3 separate regions of the Homo sapiens genome follow, and regions 2 and 3 are each linked to region 1. The links are chromatin loops, found by intact Hi-C in ENCODE. Cell type or tissue: MCF 10A. All regions are shown on one strand. Links, peaks and the distances in the headings refer to the core of each region. The heading gives the core; the rest is flanking DNA.

What was found. Peaks named below come from ENCODE experiments on the same cell type or tissue, not always from the same donor. Only the 100,000 strongest peaks of a DNase experiment are listed, where the experiment ranks them.
Region 2: it touches region 1 in a loop (8-fold over the local background); 11 of 110 quality-filtered maps call a loop at or near these places.
Region 3: a loop joins it to region 1, with 13 times the contacts of the local background. A loop is called at or near these places in 3 of 110 quality-filtered maps.

The regions. Positions count from the first base shown.
Region 1 is chrX:56,723,220-56,731,082 of GRCh38, reverse strand. It overlaps NBDY (negative regulator of P-body association), which reads right to left and starts at 1,840. Exons shown (of 3, transcript NM_001348129.2): 1 at 1,494-1,840. The coding sequence starts at 1,729. The coding sequence ends at 1,523. RefSeq lists an enhancer at 1,720-1,799. In MCF 10A, for the core only: a CTCF peak has its summit at 4,277 (motif pointing right); a DNase peak (open chromatin) is centred at 4,292.
Region 2 is chrX:56,458,467-56,466,329 of GRCh38, reverse strand. No RefSeq gene overlaps it. Among named protein-coding and RNA genes, the nearest start is that of UBQLN2, 100 kb to the left of the region's middle. In MCF 10A, for the core only: no CTCF peak of the experiment used is centred there; no DNase peak of the experiment used is centred there.
Region 3 is chrX:55,131,528-55,139,390 of GRCh38, reverse strand. It overlaps the pseudogene LOC100421179. Among named protein-coding and RNA genes, the nearest start is that of VCF2, 26 kb to the left of the region's middle. In MCF 10A, for the core only: a CTCF peak has its summit at 4,025 (motif pointing left); no DNase peak of the experiment used is centred there.

The DNA.
Region 1 (7,863 bases), core at 3,222-5,721:
GTCGCCAAAGTTGTCCCATCATTCATTGATTTATTTATTGAAATATCTGTTTCACTCCTATTATGTACTAGGCACTATGCCTTGGCCATCCATCCCCTACAGCTCTCAGAATAATTCCTACCCATTGCAAGGGCTTCATAAAGGTTTACTGCACGAATGAAGAAAAGATGCTTCTCTCCTTTGAATTAAAAGGATCTATAAAACTTGGGTCAGATTCAGTTTTATAATTTGCATTCTATAAAGTTCATCTAAATATCAGAGATTCCTTTTCTGATAGTAAGAATAGGAATCTTAAAATACAAATAGTAGCACTTGATGGATATTGGAATGAAGTATATGCTCAGCATAACATTTAAGGCCCTGAAGCACTTTATCTTCACCTCCTAGTCCTTCTTGTAGATTCAAAATTATAGCCAAGCTGTTTCCAGAAGAATTCTGCCTTTTCTCTGGAAACCCTCGGCCTGAAAAGCATTCCCTGCCCCTCCACATGGCAGATGTCACTCAACCTTTAAGGCCCACCCAAAGTTCCTCCTTCCTTTTTTTTTTTTTTTTTTTTTTTTTTTTTTTTTGAGACGTAGTTTTTTGCTATTGTCGCCCAGGCTGGAGAGCAATGGCGCGATCTCGGCTCACTGCAACCTCTGCCTTCCAGGTTCAAATGATTGTCCTGCCTTAGCCTCCCGAGTTGCTGAGATTACAGGCGTCCACCATCACGCCTGGCTAATTTTTGTAACTTTAGTAGAGACGGGGTTTCACCGTGTTGGCCACGCTGGTCTCGAACTCCTGACCTGATCTGCTCACCTCGGCATCCCAAAGTGCTAGGATAATAGGCGTGAGCCACCGCGTCCGCCCCCCTACTCCTCCTTTTTGATGGCTCATGATTACTACCAGGCAGTGACTTGGTCCATCCTCCACCCTTCCTGAATACCTTGAACAAGCAAACATTATGGCACTTGGATTTGACTATCACATTGTAGCTTTAAAAAAAAAAATTCAACTCTCCTGCCTTACACAGAGAAAGACATACACTTCTGAAGGCTGGCCTTCAACAGATGCTTTTTATTGGCCTTGAACCAGCCTTTTTTTTTTTAACAAAAAAATTTTCCAATGCACGCAAAAGTAGAGAGAATAATATAATAAATCCCTACATATACATCACCCAGCTTTAAATTATCAACTCATGAGCATTTTTATTACACTTTCCCTCCACCTTGGCACCAATGACTTACTTTCAAGCAAATCAAAAGATTCAAGTCTATTTCTTAGAAAATATAACTACAATTATTTCATCTAAAATATTACAAATAATTATTTAATGTCGTTAAATATCCATCATTTCATTCAAGCATATTTTGTGAAAGAGCTGCTTAATCCCTGCATGTTATTTTTTCTATTTTGAAATCATGGAAAGAACAGGGAAAAGGGGAAGGAAATTTGTGAGAATGCATAAATAAGTTTCAAAGAGCCTAGATGTCCTAGATGAGAAAGAATCTGACCTGGTTTAGGGTGGGAGAAATTTATTTCTCTACTTCTCCGGAGGAGGAGGGTGCGACTTCAGGCCGGCTGATGCAGGAGGAGGTGCGGAGGGTAGAGTGGTACTACCTCCGTTGGGAGTTCCTTCCGGATAATCCCAACGCGGAGCGAGGAGGCAGCGCTTTTTTGGAGGCTTGGCTTCCCGTGCGTTTCCAGGTGGGAGAGTGGATCTCCCGGAGGCACAAGGTTGGTCTCCCATAAGGATTACAGAAACGGGTCGTCAGTTTTCTCCGGTGGGCCCTGGCAAAGCCAAGAGACCTGAGATGGCGGCGAGTCCCCTCCAGGCACAGAGCTGGCTTCCTCCTGTTTCGCTCTTACCGTATTTCCTGTATCCTGAGACGTACATCCCTTCTCCGCCTCCACCCCTCCTCCCTACCCCATTCTATTTTAATGTTTCTATTAGGATGGGTGTTAAAAACCGATGTCGTTATTTAATATAGTGTTTTTCCATCGCGCCCCACCCCCACTAAATGTAAATAAATTTATTGAGAATTTAATATAATTTATGCAATTTTAAGATGAGAAGAAATTCAAGTTTACCTTTAAGTGGTAAACTCTGAATGGCTTATATGTGTGGGAGGGACGCGGGGGTGGGCGGTAACCAAATAAATTATTGAAGAGCTTTACAAGCCAGCTGCAGATGCACATCACAGAGCTGTGAAACTAGCTACAAACATTTAAAAAGCAATATGCAAACATGTAAGTTGACTAGAGTGCAGAATAGCACACTAGCACAAACCATGGAAATTGAATGTGGAAAATGAATTCACCGTATGTCATAGAATCTAAGATCATTTTTTCTTTATTTTTTAAGCAAATTTGTAATTTTTGAAGGCTTATTATGTTTTTCCCCAAATTTGAATATCTAGGAAATCTCTGCGACCTAACAATTGATGGTACACTATACTTTAGTTGGCAGCTTTTTTTTTTCTTTCTTGTAGGTATGGAAAATAATGACCCATCTTACTAGTGATGATATGTTATATTCTATGATTTATGGTAACCAGAAGAAAGTACCACGTGTCTCAGAAGAAAAGGCTTCTGGAACTTCTTAGACCTTCATTATTAAAATAGCCTACACATCCATCTCCCTTTAGCTATGGACAAACTAGATCACACTTCTTCAGCTTTGTTCTCAGTGCTTTTTGTTTGTTTTTTGTTTTTTTAAATGGAGAGAGCTTAGTCCTTAATGCCAGAGTAGAAGTGCCTGTTAAACTCTGCTGTTTACAAGCTCTGAGCTCTTTGAGTAATTATTTAAATTCTTGGAACTTTGGTTTCTAGGCCATAATTTTTTCCTTGCAAAGGTGTTTCCATAACCAGGGATAATACATGTAAAGCATTTACTACTATAACTATCTCTTATCTCCACCCTTCTACCTTCCTCCAAGTAACCAGCACAGCCCTTTACACAAATTAGGTACTCAGTAAATATTTGGGAAATAAATGACCCCGTGGTTTTGTGCCAAATGCTACTAATAAAGACAGAAAAGTCAGATGTAGCTGTAGCTTAATGAAAAGATGTGAGGGAGGCATTGAGAGAGGCAATATTTTAGAGCTAGAAGAGTAGTTGGAACTAGACATACTGATGTGGGAGACAGCAACATAGAGGTGATAGTTAAAGACAAGGGAATGGATTATATCCCCAAGAGAAAATCTAAAGGAAAAATAATTGAGCTAAAAACAGAATATTGAGTAATTAGAGACAGATAGAAGAAAAGAAGTCTGCTGCAAAGGCTGAGAAAGAGTGGTCAAAGTCAGCGAAGAAGATTCTAACCCAGAGTTTCTCAATCTTGGTGCTATTGACATTTGAGGCCAAATCAATCTTTGTAGTGGTTGCCAGAGTTTACCGTTTAGCAATGTCCTAAGCTAAGCCTCTACCAACTATATGCCAGTACTACTCCCTACTCCTCAAGTTGTGATAACCAAAAAGATTTCCAAACATTGCCAGATGTCCCCTCGGGTACACAATTGTCCCCAGTTGAGAACCATTGGTCTATCCTTAATCCACCAAATTTGCTCCTTTCCTAGTTTTTTTTTTCTTTCATCTCAGTGAAATGTTATGCCTTCCACTCAGATATACAAGTCAAACTTTGGAGTCTTTATTTTTAGAAACTGAAGAATATTTTATTATTTATTCAAGTAAATGAAGTAACAATTTCACAGTCTTTTTACATAGGTCTCTAAATCTTCACGACTAAAGACATTAAGAGTTGCAGTTAAGTCGTTCTATAGCTATAGTTTTAGCAAATTAAGAGAAATATGTGCCTCGTTAGTAAAGTAACAGGAATTAAAAATTTTATCAACTCCAGCTAGGTTTAATTTACGGTAAACATTTGACTTGAGGTGAAAACAGTCCCAACTTAGAGTTGCTTCTATCAACATTGACTATTTATACCACAATTAGATTTATTTATTTATTTGTTTATATGCTTTGTGGTAAAGCATACATAACATAAACTTTACCATCTTAACATTTTTTAAGTGTACAGTTCAATAAGGTAAAGTATATTCTCATTGTTGTACAACCAATCTCGAGAACTTTTCCATACCTATCAAACAACTCTCCATTTTACCCTCCTTCCAGCTGCTGGAAACCACCATTATACTTGCAACTGGAATTTTGTTTGTTTTCATTATATTAAAACGGAGATCTAAAGCCTTTATTATTCCAGGTTTCAAAACAGGTTTTTTTTCCATCATCTTTTTTTTTTCAACATCAGTGAACCAGCTGAATGTGAATCATGAAGCCAGAAGAGGGCACTGTTAGGTTGGAGGAACATAGAGGCCAATTTGAGAAGTGCTACAGATCCAACTCTCATAATTTACAATGATCAAAAGATGACAATAGAAAATAAAACTAAACCCACCTCTGAGTGATAGTAAATGGTTTTCATTTAGTTTTTTAAATTGAGAAGTTGGGTGATTAATTTGATTTCTTTTGAAAATTAGCTTTTCTTTTTAAAATTTTCTTAATTTTTAAATTTTTTTATTTCTATAGGTTTTTTGGGGAACAGGTGGTATTTAGCTACATGAGTAAGTGCTTTAGTGGTGATTCGTGAGATTTTGGTGCACCCATCACTCGAGCAGTATACACTGAACCCAGTTTGTAGTCTTTTATCCCTCATGCCCCTCCCACCCGTTCCCTGAGTCCTCAAAGTCTATTTTATCATTCTGATGCCTTTGCGTCCTCATATCTTAGATCCCACTTATGAGTGAAAACATACGATGCTTTGTTTTCCATTCCTGAGTTATTTCACTTAGAATAATACTGTCCAGTTCCGTCCAGGTTGCTGCAAATGCCATTAATTCGTTTGTTTTTAAGGCTGAGTAGTATTCAATCATATATATATATATACACACACACACACACACACACATACATATATATATAACAATATTGTTATATATATATAACAATACATATATTGTTATATATATATAACAATACATATATTGTTATATATATAACATATATTGTTATACATATATTGTTATACATATATATAACAATTTTGTTATACATATATATAACAATATTGTTATAGTGTATATATTTATACATATATGTGTATATGTTTATACATATATATGTATATATTTATACATATATATGTATATATGTATAAATATATATATGCATATGTGTCTATATACCCATATATGTGTATATGTATATATACACATATATGTACACACATATATGTACATATATGTGTATATATACATATATGTGTATATGTGTATATACATATATGTGTATATGTGTATATATGTATATATGTTATATATATGTGTATATATGTGTATATGTGTATATATGTGTATATATGTTATATATGTATATATACATATATTGTTATATGTATATATAACAATATAACAATATTGTTATATGTATATATAACAATATAACAATATTGTTATATGTATATATAACAATATAACAATATTGTTATATGTATATATAACAATATAACAATATTGTTATATGTATATATAACAATATAACAATATTGTTATATGTATATATAACAATATAACAATATTGTTACACACACACACACACATATATATATATATGTATAACAATTTTGTTATCCTCTCGTGTGATGGGCATTTGGGCTGGTTCCATAGTTTTGCAATTGTGAATTGTGCTGCTATACACTTGCATATGCAAGTATCTTTTTCGTATAATGACTTTTCCTCTGGGTAGATATGCAGTAGTGGGAGGATTGCTGGATCGAATTGTAGTTCTTCTATTAGTTCTTTCAGGAATCTTCACACTGTTTTTCATAGTGTTTATACTAGTTTACATTCCCTCCAGCATTGTAGAAGTGTTCCTTTTCAATGGCATCCACACCAACGTCTATTATTTTTTTGATTTTTTGATTATGGCCATTCCTGCAGGAGTAAGGTGGTATCACATTGTGGTTTTGACTTGCATTTCCCTGATCATTAGTGATGTTGAGCAGTTTTTTATATGTTTGTTGGCCATTTGTATATCTTCTTTTGAGAATTGTCTATTCGTGTCCTCAGCCCACTTTTTGATGGGATTTTTTGTTATTTCTTCTTACTGATTTGTTTGATTTCATTGTAGATTCTGGGTATTAGTCCATTGTCAGATGCATAGATTGTGAAGACTGCCTCCCACTCTCTGGGTTGTCTGTCTACTCTGTTCGCTCTTCCTTTTGCTGTGCAGAGGCTCTTTAGTTTAATAGTCCCACCTATTATCTTGGCTTTTGTTTTAATAGTCCCACCTATTATCTTTGTATTTAGTCCAACCTATTTATCTTTGCTTTTGTCGCATTTGCTTTTGGATTCTTGGTCATGAATTCTTTGCCTAAGCCAAAGTATAGACGGATTTTATCAATGTTACCTTCTATATATATACATTTTTTTTTTTGAGACGGAGTTTTGCTCTTGTTGCCCAGGCTGGCGTGCAATAGCGTGATCTCGGCTCACTGCAACCTCTGCCACCCGGTTTCAAGCGATTTTCCTGCCTGAGACTCCCGAGTAGCTGGGATTACAGGCATGCGCCACCACCCTCGGCTAATTTTTTGTATTTTTAGTAGAGAAAGGATTTCTCCATGTTGGTCAGGCTGGTCTCAAACTCCCGACCTCAGGTAATCCACCCACCTTGGCCTCCATGGTGCTGTCATTACAGGCGTAAGCCACCGCACCCAGCCATCTTCTAGAATTTTTATAGTTTCAGGTCTTAGATTTAAGTCCTTGATCCATCTTAATTGGATTTTTGTATAACCTGAGAGATGAGGATACAGTTCCACTTTCCTACATGTGGCTTGCCAATTATCCCAGCACCATTTGTTGATTAGGGTGCCCTTTTCCCACTTCATGTTTTTGTTTGCTTTGTCGAAGATCAGTTGGGGGTAAGTATTCGGGTTTATTTCTGGATTCTCTATTCTGTTCCATTGGTCTCTGTGCCTATTCTTATACTAGTACCATGCTGTTTTGGTGACTGTGGCATTATAGTATAGTTTGAAGTCAGGTAATGTGATGTCTCGGGATTTGTATTTTTTGCTTAGTCTTGTTTTGGCTATGTGGGCTCTTTTTTAGTTACATATGAACTTTAGAATTGGTTTTTCTTTCTGTGAAGAATGTTGGTGTTATTTGGATGGGAATTGCGTTGAATTTGTACTTGCTTTGGCAGTATGGTCATTTTCACAATATTGATTTTACCCATCCATGATCCTGGGATGTGTTTCCATTTATTAGTATCATCTATGATTTCTTTCAGCAGTATTTTGTAGTTTTCCTTGTAAAGGACTTTCACCTCCTTGGTTAGGTATACTTCTAAGTATTTTGTTTGTTTATTTATTTATTTTGCAGCCATTGTAAAGAGGGTTGAGTTCTTGATTTGGTCCTCAGCTTGGTATCTGTTGGTGTATAGCAGAGCTACTGATTTGTGTACTTAATCTTGTATCCTGAAACTTTACTGAATTCATTTATCAGTTCTAGGAGCTTTCTGGAGGAGTCTTTAGTGTTTTCTCGGTATACAGTCATATCATCAGCAAACAGTGACAGTTCAACTCTCTCTTTATTACTCTGGATCCCCTTTATTTCTTTCTCTTGTCTGATTGCTCTGGCTAGGACTTTCAGTACTATGTTGAATAGAAGTGGTCAGAGTGGGCTTCCTTGTCTTGTTCCAGTTCTCTCATGGAATGCTTTCAACTTTTCCCTGTTCAGTATTATGTTGGCTGTGGATTTGTCATAGATGGCTTTTATTACATTGAGGTATGCCTCTTGTATGCCGATTTTGCTGAGGGTTTTAATCACAAAGATGTGCTGGATTTTGTCAGATGCTTTTTCTGAATC
Region 2 (7,863 bases), core at 2,827-5,326, 260 kb after region 1:
TTTGGGTCAACAATGAAATCAAGATGGGAATTAAAAATTCTTTTAACTGAATGATAATAGTGACATAACCTATCAAAACCTCTGAGATGGTGCAAAAGAGGTGCTAAAAAGGAAAGTTTATAGCAATGCCTACATAAAAAAATCTGAAAGAGTACAGAGAGACAATCTAAGGTCACAGCTAAAGGAACTAAAGAAACAAGAACAAAGAAAACCCAAACCCAGTGGGAAAAAATAATTAACAAAAATTAGAGCAGAACTAAATGAAATTGAAACAAAAAATATTAATACAGAAGATAAATGAAACAAAAAGCCAGCTCTTTAAAAATATAAACAAATTTGACAGACCATTAATGATATCAACCAACAAAAGAGAAGATCCTAATAAGCTGAATAAGAAATGAAACAGGAAATATTACAACTGATACCACAGAAATACAAAAGATCATTCAAGGCTACTATGAACACTTTTATGCAAACAAACTGGAAAATCTAGAGAAGATGGATAAATTCCTGGAAATATTCAACCCTTCTAGATTAAATCAGGAAGAAATAGAAACTCTAAACAGACCACTGGCAAGCAGAGAGATTAAAAAGGTAATTTAAAAATTGCCTACAAAAAAATTCCAGGACCAGATGGGTTCACAGCTGAATTCTATCAGGTATTCAAAGAAGAATTGATACCAATCTTATGGAAACTATTCCAAAACATACAAAAAGAGGGTCATCTCCTTAAGTCATCTAGGAAGCCAGTATCATTCTAATACTAAAATCAGGAAAGGACATAACAAATAAAGAAAACTACAGCCCAATATCCTTGATTAACATAGATGCAAAAATCCTCAACAAAATACTGGCTACCTGAATCCAAAAGGCATATCAAAAAGATAATCCACCATAATCAAGTAGGTTTAATACCAGGGATGCAGGGATGGTTTAACATATACAAGTCAATAAATGTAATACATCAAATAAAATTAAAAACAAAAATCATATGATTATTTCAATAGATGCAGAAAAAGCGTTTGATCAAATCAAGCATCGTTTTATGATTAAAACCCTCAGCAAAATCAGCATACAAGGGACATGCCTGAAGGCAAGAAAAGCCAACTATAACAAACCCACAGCCAACATTACACTGAACAGAAAAAAGTTGAAAGCATTCTCCCTGACAACTAAAACAACACAAGGATGCCTACTTTCACCACTGCTATTAAATATTGAACTAGAAGTCCTAGCCAGAGCAATCAGACAAGAGAAAATAAAAATAAAGGGCATCCAAATAAGCAAAGAGGAACTCAAACTCTTGGTGTGGACCACTAACATAATTGTATATCTCGAAAACCCTAAAGAGTCATCCATAAAGCTTCTAGATCTGATAAATGAATTCAGTAAAGTTTCAGAATACAAAATCAATGTACACAAATCAATAACACTGCTATACACCAACAACAATGAAACTGAGAATCAAATCAAGAACCCAACCCCTTTTCACAACAGCTGAAAAAATAAAGTAAAATACTTAGGAATATAACTAACCAAGGAGGTGAAAGATCCCTACAAGAAAAACTACAAAACAGTGCTGAAAGAAACCATAGGCAACAGAAACAATTGGAAACACATACCATGCTCATGGATGGATAGAATCAATATTATAAAAATGATCCTACAGCCAAATGCAATCGACAAATTCCATGAAATTCCCATCAAAATACCATCATCGTTATTCACAGAGCTAGAAAAAACAATTCTAAAATTCATATGGAACCATAACAGACTCTGCATAGCCAAAGCAAGAACAAACAAACAAAAAACAAATCTGGAGGCATTGCATTACCTGACTTCAAACTATACTACATGGCTATAGTTACTAAAACAACATAGTATTGGTTAAAAAAAAAGGCATATAAACCAATGGAACAGAATAGAGAACCCAGAAATAAAGCCAAGTATTTGCAACCAACTGATTTTTGACAAAGTAAATGAAAATATAATGTGAGGAAAGGACACCCTATTCAACAAATGGAGCTGGATAATAAGCAAGCCACATGTAGAAGAATGAAGCTGAATCCTCATCTCTTTCCTAATACAAAAATCAACTCAAGATGGATCAAAGACTTAAATCTAAGACCTGAAACCATAAAATTTCTTAGCAGATAACATCAAAATCTATCCTAGACATTGACTTAGGCAAATAATTCATGATCAAGAACCCGAAAGCAAATGCAACAAAAGCAAAGATAAACAGTTGTTGAAATTCTTTCTTTAAAGAATGACAAGGACCAAGGACTTCCAGTCTTCCTGGTAACAGGAGGTTGCCTTGAGTCTAGGAGTTTGAGGCTGCAGTGAGCTATAATCATGCCACTGCATTCCCGCATGGGAAACAGCAAGATCCCATGTGTAAAATACATACATACATACATACATACATACATACATACATACATACATACAAATTTTTAAAATAAAATGCAAACTACTCCCAAAACATTGGAAGGTGACTGTTTTCTCATGAATTGGTCCTGCACTGGAGAACCCTATTCCCTCAGCAGAATAAGAAAGAGAAGAGGCTTAAACAGTCAAACTTATTAGAGCCTGCACAGCTTCAAGGAAGAGGTGTAGACTCCAGCATCAGAGAAATGTAGGTTCAAATACTGTTCAGCGACTCATTATATTTACATAATTTCCTTTGTCTACCAGGTGGTGAGGTAGAAAAGGCACAGAATTTGTAGCTCTATTTCTAACCATTTTACTAGCTGTGCAATCTGGAACATTTGTTCTTCTGAGACTTAAAGTTCTCATCTGTAAAATTGGAAAAATGCCCTGATGCAGGAGTGCTGCAAGGATTGAGTAAAATAAGGAATGTTCAGTACCTAGTATTATGACGAGTCTGCAGCAGGCATTCAATAAATGACAGCTATATTTATATCCTTGAGATCTAAATTTGTGCATCGTAACAACCCCTTTATATTCTGAGTGCTCATTAAAGCTGAGAAGAAAATATTTGTATGATTGGTAGCAATCATACATGCAACTGCATCCTGTTAAGTTGTAGCTCTTTTCCAATGTTTAGAGCAATGATCTCCACTGTAGGGTGTGTGCACCCCAGTGGAGGGGGCTTATTTCATCTTTTTATAATTTTTTGTGAATATTTTATAATGTACAATATGTATTTTACTATAGTACATGTACATACATAATTTACACATAAATGAACATACATTAAAGATATATACTGCTTATCACTCTCTCCCTCACTCATTCAGCTGCAGCCACACAGATCTTTTGAGTATAATAAACACATTTCTGTCTGAGGGCTGTTGCACTGTTTCTTGTTCCCCATGTCCTTTTTTGCACAAATTCTTACCCTACACTCTTCTTTTCTATTTTTAAGAGATGAAAAAAAAGATGGTCATTTTAGTTTTCATTATAGCATGCTTTGATCCTGTTCTGGATTCCCCCTCCACCTACACACTGGTCCAGAGTGTTAGACTTTCCCTAGGTTAGGGGTATCATAGAAAAGAAAAGAAAAGAAAAAAAAAGAAAAGAAAAGAAAAGAAAAGAAAAGAAAAGGAAAAGAAAAGAAAAAAGAAAAAGAAAAGAAAAGGAAAAAAAAGAAAAAAGAGAAGTGTTCAACCCAGAAAATAAATCAGCAAAAGCAGTTCCAGGAAAATGTTGAGCAAACTGAAGTATGGTTTTGACTTCTCAGAACAAAAGATTTACTGTATGCCATGCACAGGGCTGTTATTAGACCAGAAGGACCACAATGCCACCCTGTGGCATTCATAATTCTGATTTTTTTCATTTAACATAATCAGAAACAAATTTTTATAGAACAAATTCACCTAATATGCAGATTTTAAAAACAAAAATAATGTGATCTAAAATATTATTTGAGCCATTTATTATAACTTGTAAAATCAAGGCTAACTTCTCAGGCCCTAACACACTTTCTCTTGAATCATTCTTATTGACCAAATTAGAAGGATGATTCAAGGATTAAATTGCAGCTATTAGCCAGCCTGGCAATACACTTCCTGCTAGGAGGTGAAACAATGCTAAGCATCCTTTTTGATGTCCCTTTCTAAGCCGTGTTTAAGGCATGAGCACCTGGTCACTGAGTACTAAAGTTAATTATGATTATCCGAGGAGCTGAAGTTTTAAAAAGAGATTATAGCAATTATTTCTCTTTTGTCAATATGCCATCCGAGTTATGCTCTAAGTCTGTATGAAAAAGATAGAGTCATACTACTGGAGTGTGCTTATGAGAATTGTTGTATGGGCACCAAGGAAAATGCTGAAGCACCTTCAAAACTAGCTGCTCTTACTAACAAAGCAAAACAGGCTTTTCTATTGCTTGAAACAGTTGAACCTCCCTAATTTTATGACAGGAGGAAAAAGAAATTTGAACTAGTGACAAGTATAATATTTTAAATAAATGCAAGGGTAATTCTTTCAAGAAAACATAGCAACCAAACTGGATTAAAAAAAAACTGGCTTATACAGATATATTGGAACCTGGAAGATGAGTATTTATACCCAGTACATCAATTCTGTTTCTAGATGGGTGCTTCTGAAGGCTTGGAAAAACAGTGTGCTCTCCCTATTTTGTTAAATATTCACTCTTGCAGAATTGTTTATAGTGTATTTGCTTAGCAAACTTTTATCATATATAGTACAGAAGTTAAATCCATCCCAACCTTGTTCTAGATTATTCAATTTTTAATCAGAATGTCTAAATTCATGAGATTTGACAGTAACATAATTTCTTCAGATAGTTTTGAAATTGTTTTCATTTGCCTTTAGCCTCAAGAACAGAGGTAGTCAAGTTAAACACCCCATAGGTAGAAATATGCAAACAAAAGTTCATATGAGAGGCAAGTCTTCTCAATCAGCCTGTTAGGCAGGTGTCAGATATACTAATTTTAACAGAATGCAATAGTGCTTAGAACAGCTGCAACCACAGGAAAGATGGGGCAGTTGTGATGTGGAAATCAGTCTTTGTCACTCTAGTCTTAGGGCTGCTCTTCCAAGAGAGAGGAGAGGAAGGAGATATTCTGCAACTTGAAGAATCTTCTATCAGTGGAGCCAAGATGGCCGAATAGGAACAGCTACAGTCTGCAGCTGGCAGTGTGAGTGACAGAGAAGATGAATGATTTCTGCATTTCCAACTGAGGTACCAGTTCATCACACTGGGGATTGTCGGACAGTGGGTGTAGGACAAGAAAAGGGGTGACAGATGGCACGTGGAAAATTGGGTCACTCCCACCCTAATACTGCACTTTTCCAATGGCCTTAGCAAATGGCACACCAGGAGATTGTATCCCACACCTGGCTCAGAGGGTCCTATGCCCATGGAGCCTCCCTCATTGCTAGCACAGCAGTCTCAGATCAAACAGCAAGGCAGCAGCGAGGCTGGGAGAGGGGTGCCTGCCATTGCAGAGGATTGAGTAGGTAAACAAAGCGGCCGGGAAGCTTGAACTGGGTGGAGCCCACCACAGCTCAAGGAGGCCTGCCAGCCTCTGTAGACTCCACCTCTGGGGGCAGGGCATAGCCAAACAAAAGGCAGCAGAAACCACTGCAGACTTAAATGTCCCTTTCTGACAGCTTTGAAGGGAGTAGTGGTTCTCCCAGCATGCAGCTGGAGATCTGGGAACAGAGAGACTGCCTCCTTGAGTGGGTCCCTGACCCCGGAGTAGCCTAACTGGGAGACACCCCACAGTAGAGGCAGACTGATACCTCACACAGCTGGGTACTCCTCTGAGACAAAACTTCCAGAGGAATGATCAGGCAGCAACATTTGCTCTTCACCAATATCCGCTGTTCTGCAGCCTCTGCTGATGATACTGAGTCAAACAGGGTCTGGAGTGGACTTCCAGCAAACTGCAACAGACCTGCAGATGAGGGTCCTGACTGTTAGAAGGAAAACTAACAAACAGAAAGGACATCTGCACCAAAACCCCAACTGTATGTCACCATCATCAAAGACCAAATGTAGGTAAAACCACAAAGATGGGGAAAAAACAGAGTAGAAAAACTGAAAATTCTAAAAATCAGAGTGCCTCTCCTCCTCCAAAGGAAAGCAGCTCCTCACCAGCAATGGAACAAAGCTGGATGGAGAATGACTTTGAAGAATTGAGAGGAAAAGGCTTCAGATGATCATACTAATCTGAGCTAAAGGAGGAAGTTTGAACCCATGGCAAAGAAGTTAAAAACCTTGAAAAAAAGTTAGACGAATGGCTAACTAGAATAACAAATGCAGAGAAGTCCTTAAAGGACCTGATGGACTAGAAAACCATAGCACGAAAACTACATAACGAATGCACCAGCCTCAGTAGCTGATTTGATCAAGTGGAAGAAAGGGTTTCAGTGATGGAAAATCAAATGAATGAAATGAAGTGAGAAGTTTAGAGAAAAAAGAATAAAAAGAAATGAACAAGGCCTCCAAGAAATATGGGACTATGTGAAAAGACCAAATCTACGTCTGATTGGTGTACCTGAAAGTGACGGGGAGAAGGGAACCAAGTTGGAAAACACTCTGCAGGATATTATCCAGGAGAACTTCCCCAATCTAGCAAGGCAGGCCAATATTCAGATTCAGGAAATAGAGAGAATGCCACAGGGATACTCCACGAGAACAGCAACCCAAAGACACATAAATTGTCAAATTCACCAAAGTTGAAATGAAGGAAAAAGTGTTAAGGGCAGCCAGAGAGAAAGGTCGGGTTACCCACAAAGGGAAGCTCATCAGACTAACAGCTGATCTCTCAGCAGAAACTCTACAAGCCAGAAGAGAGTGGGGGCCAATATTCAACATTCTTAAAGAAAAGAATTTTCAACCCAGAATTTCATATCCAGCAAAACAAAGCTTCATAAGTGAAGGAGAAATAAAATCCTTTACAGAAAAGCAAATGCTGAGAGATTTTTTCACCACCAGGCCTGCCCTATAAGAGCTCCTGAAGGAAGACCTAGACATGGAAACGAACAACCAGTACCAGCCACTGCAAAAACATGCCAAATTGTAAAGACCATCGAGGCTAGGAAGAAACTGCTTCAACTAATGAGCAAAATAACAAGCTAACATCATAATGACAGGATCAAATTCACACATAACAATGTTAACCTTAAATGTAAATGGGCTAAATCCTCCAAGTAAAAAACACAGACTGGCAAATTAGGTAAAGAGTCAAAAGCCATCAGTGTGCTGTATTCAGGAAACCCATCTCACGTGCAGAGACACACATAGGCTCAAAATAAAGGGATGGAGGAAGATCTACCAAGAAAATGGAAAACAAAAAAAAGCATAGGTGGTAATACTAGTCTCTGATAAAACAGATTTTAAACCAACAAAGATCAAAAGAGACAAAGAAAGCCATTACATAATGGTAAAGGGATCAACTCAACAAGAAGAGCTAACTATCCTAAATACATATGCACCCAATACAGGAGCACCCAGATTCATAAAGCAAGTCCTTAGAGACCTACAAAGAGACTTAGACTCCCACACAATAATAATGGGAGACTTTAACAGCCCACTGTCAACATTAGACAGATCAACGAGACAGAAAGTTAACAAGGGTATCCAGGAAAGGAACCTAGCTCTGAATCAAGCAGACCTAATAGACATATACAGAACTCTCCACCCCAAATCAACGGAATATACATTCTTCTCAGCACCACACCACACCTATTCCAAAGTTGACCACATAGTTGGAAGTAAAGCACTCCTTAGCAAATGTAAAAGAACAGAAATTATAACAAAATCTCTCTCAGACCACAGTGCAATCAAACTAGAACTCAGGATTAAGAAACTCATTCAAAACCACTCAACTACATGGAAATTGAACACACTGCTTCTGAATGACT
Region 3 (7,863 bases), core at 2,827-5,326, 1.6 Mb after region 1:
GCAAACTTCTGCAGCTGGCTTGAATTTCTCCCCAGAAAATGGTTTTTAATTTTCTATCACATCGTCAGGCTGCAAATTTTCCAAACATTTAGGCTCTGCTTCCCTTTTAAACATAAGTTCCAATTTCATATCAACTCTCTCAAGTTCAAAGTTCCACAGATCTCTAGGGCAGGAGCAACATGCCACCAGCCTCTTTGCTAAAGCATAGCAAGATTGACCTTTGCTCCAGTTCCCATTGAGTTCCTCATCTCCATCTGAGACTACTTCAGCCTGGACTTCATTGTCCAAATCATTATGAGAATTTTGGTCAAAAGCATTCAACAAGTCTCTAGGAAGTTCCAAACTTTCCCACATCTTTCTGTCTTCTCTCTGAGCCCTCCAAACTGTTCCAGCCTCTGCCTGTTATGCAGTTCCAAAGTTGCTTCCACATTTTCAGGTATCTTGATAACAGGGCCCCACTCTCCGCAGTACCAATTCCTCTTTTAGTCCATTCTCACACTGCTATAAAGAAGTACCTGAGACTGGGTAATTTATAAAGGAAAGAGGTTTAATTGACTCACAGTTCCACATGGCTGAGTAGGCCTCATGGAACTTACAGTCGTGACAGAAGAGGAAGCAGGCATCTTCTTCATAAGGCAACAGGAGAGTGTGAGTGTGTGAAGGAGGAAATGTCAAACACTTATAAAACCATCAGATCTCGTGAGAACCCACTCACTATTATGAGAACATCATGGGGGGACCACTCCCATGATCAAATCACCTCCCACTGGGTCCCTCCCTTAACATGGGGATTATGAGGATTACAATTCAAGATGAGATTTGGGTGGGGACACAGCCAAACCGTTTCAGATGGGAACACTGTTTCCCCAGTGATTGACAGCATCTGACCATGGATAGAACTATGTGTACTTAAATATGGTTGTGGACATCTTGTCATCCTTGCATAATCTCTTCAATGCTTTGCAGCTCTGCCCACCTGCAGTACAAGATGTGCTTGATGAATGCTAGGGAGTGATTCTGGAGCAGCATTTCCTGCACAGTCCCAGTCTCTATAAATCTGTCAATGGCAGAGTTTTTAACCTGCATAGTGAGGACCTTCTTGGGTTGGGAGGAGTCATCAGAGGGAAAGTAAGCCAGAAAGTTATCCAGTTTAACCTTCAACTTAAAATCTAGGGTTGAAGGGAAGCTCTGCTCACAAGGACTAACAGCTGAGCATTAGTGGAGAGGCCACTATTGGCAAATAGACCCTGCCTTGTCGTATTGGCCCAGGTAGCATTAGAAGGCAGGTCTTGAGGATTCTCAAACTGGAGGAAGAAAGATATGCTTCACCTGCTTATTTGGATCTGTTTATTTGAAGTAGAATTGCTGGCCCTGATGTCAAGAACCTGCAAAGATAAAACCTGGAGCTCTTTGAATAGAGCTACTGGAGAATGAGTCTTGGCGTCCTTTCGTCAGAACCTGAAAGAGTATGAGAGGAATATTCTCAGATAATTCTTTCAAGGATATCTCAAGTCAATCTTTTTCCTAGCAGCCAGAATTCCCCCATTCCACACTGAGAAGGATAGAATGGTTTTGGTAGAGAAAAAAGAGGCCAATAGTAATGGATGTGGGCTTATTCCCAAACAACTAAGTGAGCCCTATTCTCTTTCAGCTCAAGAGTATAGATTCAGGTTAATTTCTAAGACTGATTTTTCCAGAACACAGCTCTTGGAGTAAACAAATTTGCTGAGGACAAACAACACCTCAAGAATGGAGCTGCACTGGGCCTTAAGGCCCTAGGAAGCCCCATTCACATTGCATTCTATGTGAACGGTGCCTTCTGGAGTTGTGTAACACAGAGACTCTTTTAAGATCCCTGGCACTTCTATTATCTAACACAATGACAACTTTGTCAATATTCAGCTTTTGAGAGAGGGGCATATTGTTATAAGTAAGGGTATTGAGGAAACAGATATCGGAATGTGGCATCCTAGTTTAAGGGCAAAAGAAGCCTGGAATTAGACTATGCTCACTGCATCTCTCTCACTAAATGATTACATGGCTTTGTCATCCCATTCTATTTGTTTTCCTCTTGCCAATTCCTTTTTCTTCTCAGTCAATATAGCCAAATCCTCCATCTGATCTTTGAATTTTGGAGTTCTCCAGGGCACAGTCCTTGGTCCTCTTTTCTTCTCATCAGGGATGTCATTCAGTTTCACGGCCCCAAGTAATATTCCTATACTGAGAGAATCCAAATGTGTATTGCCAAGCCTGAGCTCTCACCTCTCTCTTCCAGACCCATAAAATCCCCTAGCCCGTTCCTCTTCTCTATTTGAGGGTCTCAGTCCTCTCAAACTTGACATTTTCACATGTAATCTTATCATCTTATCCTTCTGACTATACAGTTTCCTCATTAACTCTGGCACCTCTTTCCCACACCCTCCACAGCCATCACTAAATCCTCTCCTCAGAACTAAACCTAAAAGTGGTTCAGTTAGCTTCATCTTCTTCACTGCTAACAATAATCCAATCCATGATCATTTCTCACGTGGATTAAGGTGAGAGCTTTGTTGTGACCTCCCAACATCTACTGCAGCCCCACTGTGATCCACTATCACATGAATGTAAAATTAAACTTTGACTTTTAAATTAAAATTTGAGTTAAAATTGTAGTTTTTATTATGTTACTCTCCTTCTCCAAACCCTACAATGGACTGTGTAATTAAGGACAACTGTGAAAATATTTGTTTAATTGTGATAGATGCTGCAAAATACAAGAATAAGATGTCTGGGCATATATAGTGAGGGATCTCTAAGGGCCTGGATGACTAGGGAAGGCTACCCATTCCTTTTAGGACAGTGTGCAAGACCCTTACTCTAGCCCACAAAGCTTTGCTTGATATAGCCAAGTTCAATCTCTATTTCTCCAGGCTCATCTCATGTCACTATTTCTCTCAATGCACAATTCTCAACCTCATTGACTCTTTCACATCCTCAAATATACCAACATCTTTCTTGACTCAGGCCTTTAAACACGCCCTTCCTTTTGCCTGGAATTTCCTCCCTTGTCTTATTCACCTGTATAACTCCTATTCATCCTTCAAGTTGAAGTTCAAATGTCACTTCCACAGGAAAGCCTTCTCGGACCATCTAGGCTTGGTGATGTCTCTCTGTTATATGTTTCTAAGGCAGATTATAATTTTGTTTTATGGCAATCACCAATATTGATATAGATACTTATTTATGAGTGAAACATCTGCCTCCCCTCCAGACTAAAACCTCTGTGAAAAAGGATCCATATGTGTCTGGTTCATTGCTATATTTCCAGAACACACAATAAATACCGATTGAATGAACCAGAAAAGAAAGGTGAGTTAGGGCTCCCACCCGTAGGATGGCCTCCAGAATGGATCAGAGCAACTCACAACAGGGATGGATCTGGAAGCAGGCCTTTTGGCAAAGTGTTGAAAAGAGGTTGATTCAAAGTGGTGGCCACCAATTAATCTAGTGAACAAAGCTGAGTCTTGATACCTAAGCCTATAGGAGGAAATTATCTTCATCTAACAATTTCCCTAGGTAAGCTAAAAACAGAAAGTGCTCTGGATCCTTCGTTCCCCTTCAGTTTACCCTTTCCTGTCCCATGTTTAAGGAGCTAAGTCTGAAGGCAGGCCAGACTCATTATGGGGCTGGTTGGGAATTAATTGAATGACTGCTTTTCTGGCCAACGGTAAGTCTGATATGACTTAGCAAGGAGGACTCTCTTCTATCAGCATGATAGAAGATAGGGCCTGAACTGCAACTTGGTCAGAGACATGGCTCAGCATTTGAGAAGTAACTTGCTTTCATTCAAAATTGCTCCCCTATAGAGGACCAATAAAAGGATGTGCTGGATGACAATGGTAGGGTAGGGTATGATGAAGGTCATGGGAGAAAGACCTTGGTATGTCAGAAAAGACACATACCACAGAACTATTGTGCTAAAGAGTGACTGTCATCAGAAATCTTTAAGCTACACCCACTCCTGAAAGTGGATGGCTCCTGCCACCTGCTGGATGAGCATATGGAATGCGAGTGGAAAGGAAAGGATCATAATGAACTAGAACATAGAAAGAGCAGGCTGTGAAAGTTGGCAGCACAACAGGTATGGAGATAATGAGAAGAAACCATCCAGTTTCAGATTGTTTTCAAGAATTCCTGATTGTAACTTGATCTGGTGGCCCAGCTATGCTATGGAACTTGTTTCATGGCTGTATGGAAGGGCAAAGAATGATGTCAGAAGAAAGAAAAGCAATGCCATTTCTCTGCATCTTTGGCGAGCAATTTGGAGCTATTTTTGTGTGATGACTTTGCATTAAGTTTCCTAATTCTCAGTGTGGAAGGTCAGTATGATTGAATGAGAGCTGACCAGCAGTGCTATAAAATTCCACTATTTATTTTCTACAGCTTGATAGCACCTTCCTTCACTCCCATGGAGAAGCAAGCTTAATTTTGTCATCTCACATGCTAGTTAACAAATATGGTAGATGCCTTTTCTCAGTTTTTTTTCTTTCAGTTCTCAACAGCATGGAGCCCTATTCACCACCACTCCTGGAAGCTTTCTCCTTCCCTTCCCTTCTCTGATCTTCTGCCTTACTACTTTTTCTCTTGTCTCTTTGAGTGCACAATGGAATTCTTTCCAAGCTGTTCCTCTTTGCCACACCCCCACTGCAATGGGCTGAATGTTTGTGTCCCCTCAAAATTCATGTATTGAAACTCTGATCCCAATGTGATGGTATTAGGAGGTGGGGCCTTTAGGAAGTGCTTAGGTCATGAGAGTAGAGCCCTCATGAACAAAATTAAAGCCCTTATAAGAAGTCAGAGAGCTATCCACCACCTAGGAGTACAGCAAGAAGCCAGCAGTCTGCAAGTCTAAGGGGGGCCTCATAGAACCCTGATCTCAGACTTACAGCCTCCAGAACTGTGAGAAATATGTTTCTATTGTTTATAAGCCACCAGCCTATGGTACTTTGTTATAGCAGGCAGCCAAACTAAGACACACACCCTATCAAATATTTCTTGAATTCAGTACTTAAGCCTCTACTCATTTTAGTCTATCCTCTCTGCCTCAGGATTCTCTTTCCTCAAACATTACTTCTAAGCACATGACTACTAGATGTCTATTGTTGTCCTCACCACTGCCTTAAATTCCAGATATGCATTCCCTTCTCCATGCTGAACATTTGCTCCAGTAAGTTTCTCTGTCAACTCATTATCAGTATAACTAAATCAAAATTCATCAAGACTACCCAAAATGTGCTTACATTCCTTCATATCTCAATGCATCCCACTACCATGTCCCTAGATATTCTAGGCCCTCCTTGACCTTCCAATTGTTCCTTGGATGTCTCTTCCCTATAATTTTTCAGTTACTACTTCCAGGTCTCAAATTTAGATCACAATCATCTCACGTTTAGATTAATCCAATAATATTCTAGGGGTGGTTTTCTTTCTCTGTCTCCTCTTGTCTTTCCTTTCTTTGCTGCCAGATTAACCTGATGCAGATGCCTTTTGGGTCATATTTTTGGTCAGTTCTAAAAGGGCCCCACTACTTTATATCTTACTTGGTGGTCAAGGCTTTCCTGGCCCCAGTGAACCCCTTCAGCTGTATTTCCCATTACCCTCTTTCTTCCAGAAACACTTACATCAAAACATGAACTGAAAGATATCAGGCTTCCCTTTATTTTGCAAATTGCACAAAGACTTTTATACCATAAATGTGACACCACTGACACTGCATAATCTTGCCTCAATCCATCCATTCATTTGTCTGTCCATCTCTCTGTCTATGGATGCATGAAACTATGATTCCATCCACATACCTATCCAAGAAATGTTTGGAGAGTGTCTATAGGCCATGAACTAAACCAAAGTGCACACCCTATTAAAAGCTCCAATATCATCCTGTGAGGCAGGGCAAGGGATCCCCTGAAGGGACCTTCCTCCTAATTTCAAAACTGGTCCTCTGTTGTCTCTTCTGAGCCCAGTCACCTACTTTGGAGATTCTGTGACATGTTTTCACCACGACCTACCTCGTCAAGAAAAGCTGTCATATACAACCATGTTTTCATGCATCTTTCTGGATGCTGGAGCATGGAGTTCTCCCCACTGCCAATACCAAACACTACAAAATCCCCAAATGATTTAAGTACTATATATCCACTTAAGTGATGCTTCTCAACTCACATGCATCCTGGAACAGGAAGTACAACATCTAAACCCTTGTTTGAAGTTGTACAGTTTTTTTTATGTCAAATCTTCATATCTTGGTTAAACCTCCCTCTCTGTTGTAAAACCGTGTCTCCATCCATTCCTTCATATGATTTGTCTGTAAGTATTTATTCAACACCCAATTACCTGCCTTCTGATTTGTCTGGACCATGTTAGAGACCCATGGGACTTCATTTTGCTAAAATCAAAACCAAGTATACTTAATTTGCGAGGTCATGTTACCAATTACCTGCCTTCTGATTTGTCTGGACCATGTTAGAGACCCATGGGACTTCATTTTGCTAAAAACAAAACCAAGTATACTTAATTTGCGAGGTCATGTATGCCATGGTAAAAATGAAGCTCTCCATTTCTCTCTCATAAAGATTGTGCTGGGTGCCCACTGGGGCATGAGGATCAAGAAGACCTGTAATAAAGCTGTTGCTCACAAGCAGAGCCTGTGGGTCTGATACAAAGGAGCCTGAGGTTCCAGTATTACTGGGCACAAAACTGTCTTGGTCTGTGTTTCCCTTCTGAAAAGACAGATGGTCAATTTCCACTCTGTGGAAATCTTGGGCATGTGGCTAATGTTCTAAATATATAAAAATGCAACCCATGCCTTGGACTCTCTCCATCTGTGATAGGCATAGGAGTCCCAACCAAGATACTTCTTTGTGTGGGAGCCAAGTAAGACCACTAGAATCTCCCACTGGAGTCCTCCATGTAGGTTCTTGCAAGATGCTCTGACCCATAGGGTCACTAGCAGGATGTGTGGTTGCTGGGATAATTTCTAGTTCTTCATCCTTGTCCCAAGGCAGCTCTTCCTATATGGGAGAAAATGCCCATATGAGGTGGCTCTTCTTTCTTGAAATAGATTTTTCCAATCAAGTTATTTGGTTTCCATCTGAAAGTCTGTCAAAAGAGCAGGAAACACCAAGCTGTGGTGTTGTGAGAAGATTATCCTGTTGGCCATCTCTATGCTTAACAGTGTCCCAGAACGGCTGCAAGGTCCTTATGCAGAAAGCTCGCACTAGACTTGTTCTGTCCCCTGGAGAGTGGCCTCATTTCCATCTATCCTTGGCATATGAGAACATACCATATTGGAAGCCTAAAGTATATTCATTCACCTATGTTGGACATGTTTGAAAACATGGCTACCACATGTCTCTGTCTCCTGAACACCTGTGCTGAATAATGGAACCAATCTCAGGGACTGAAGGGACAAAAATATTGGGGAAACCAACCAGAGAAAGGGCCTGACAAGCCCATTACTACATTGTGTATGTGTGTGTGAGTGTGCGTGTGTGTGTGAGTGCGTGTGTGTGCGCGTGTGTGTGTGAGAGAAAGAGGCAGCATTAATGAGAGAGAGAGAGAGAGACAGTTCTGATCATTATGCAGGAATCTAGGGGCCATTTCTGAGAGTGTATATTGATAAGTAATAGATAAGAGCTCAAATCAAATGGCACTTACCAATGTCCAGAATGTCATATCCTGAACAAAAACCAAAGAAATACTCAGGGCCAGGAGGGAAGATGACAGCAGGGCCACGAAGCAGGGCTGAGACTTTTGGTGGAGTGTTAGTGCAAGTTGAATTGAACTCAACTATGATTGGAAAACTGCAAGAAGTTTCACAGACTG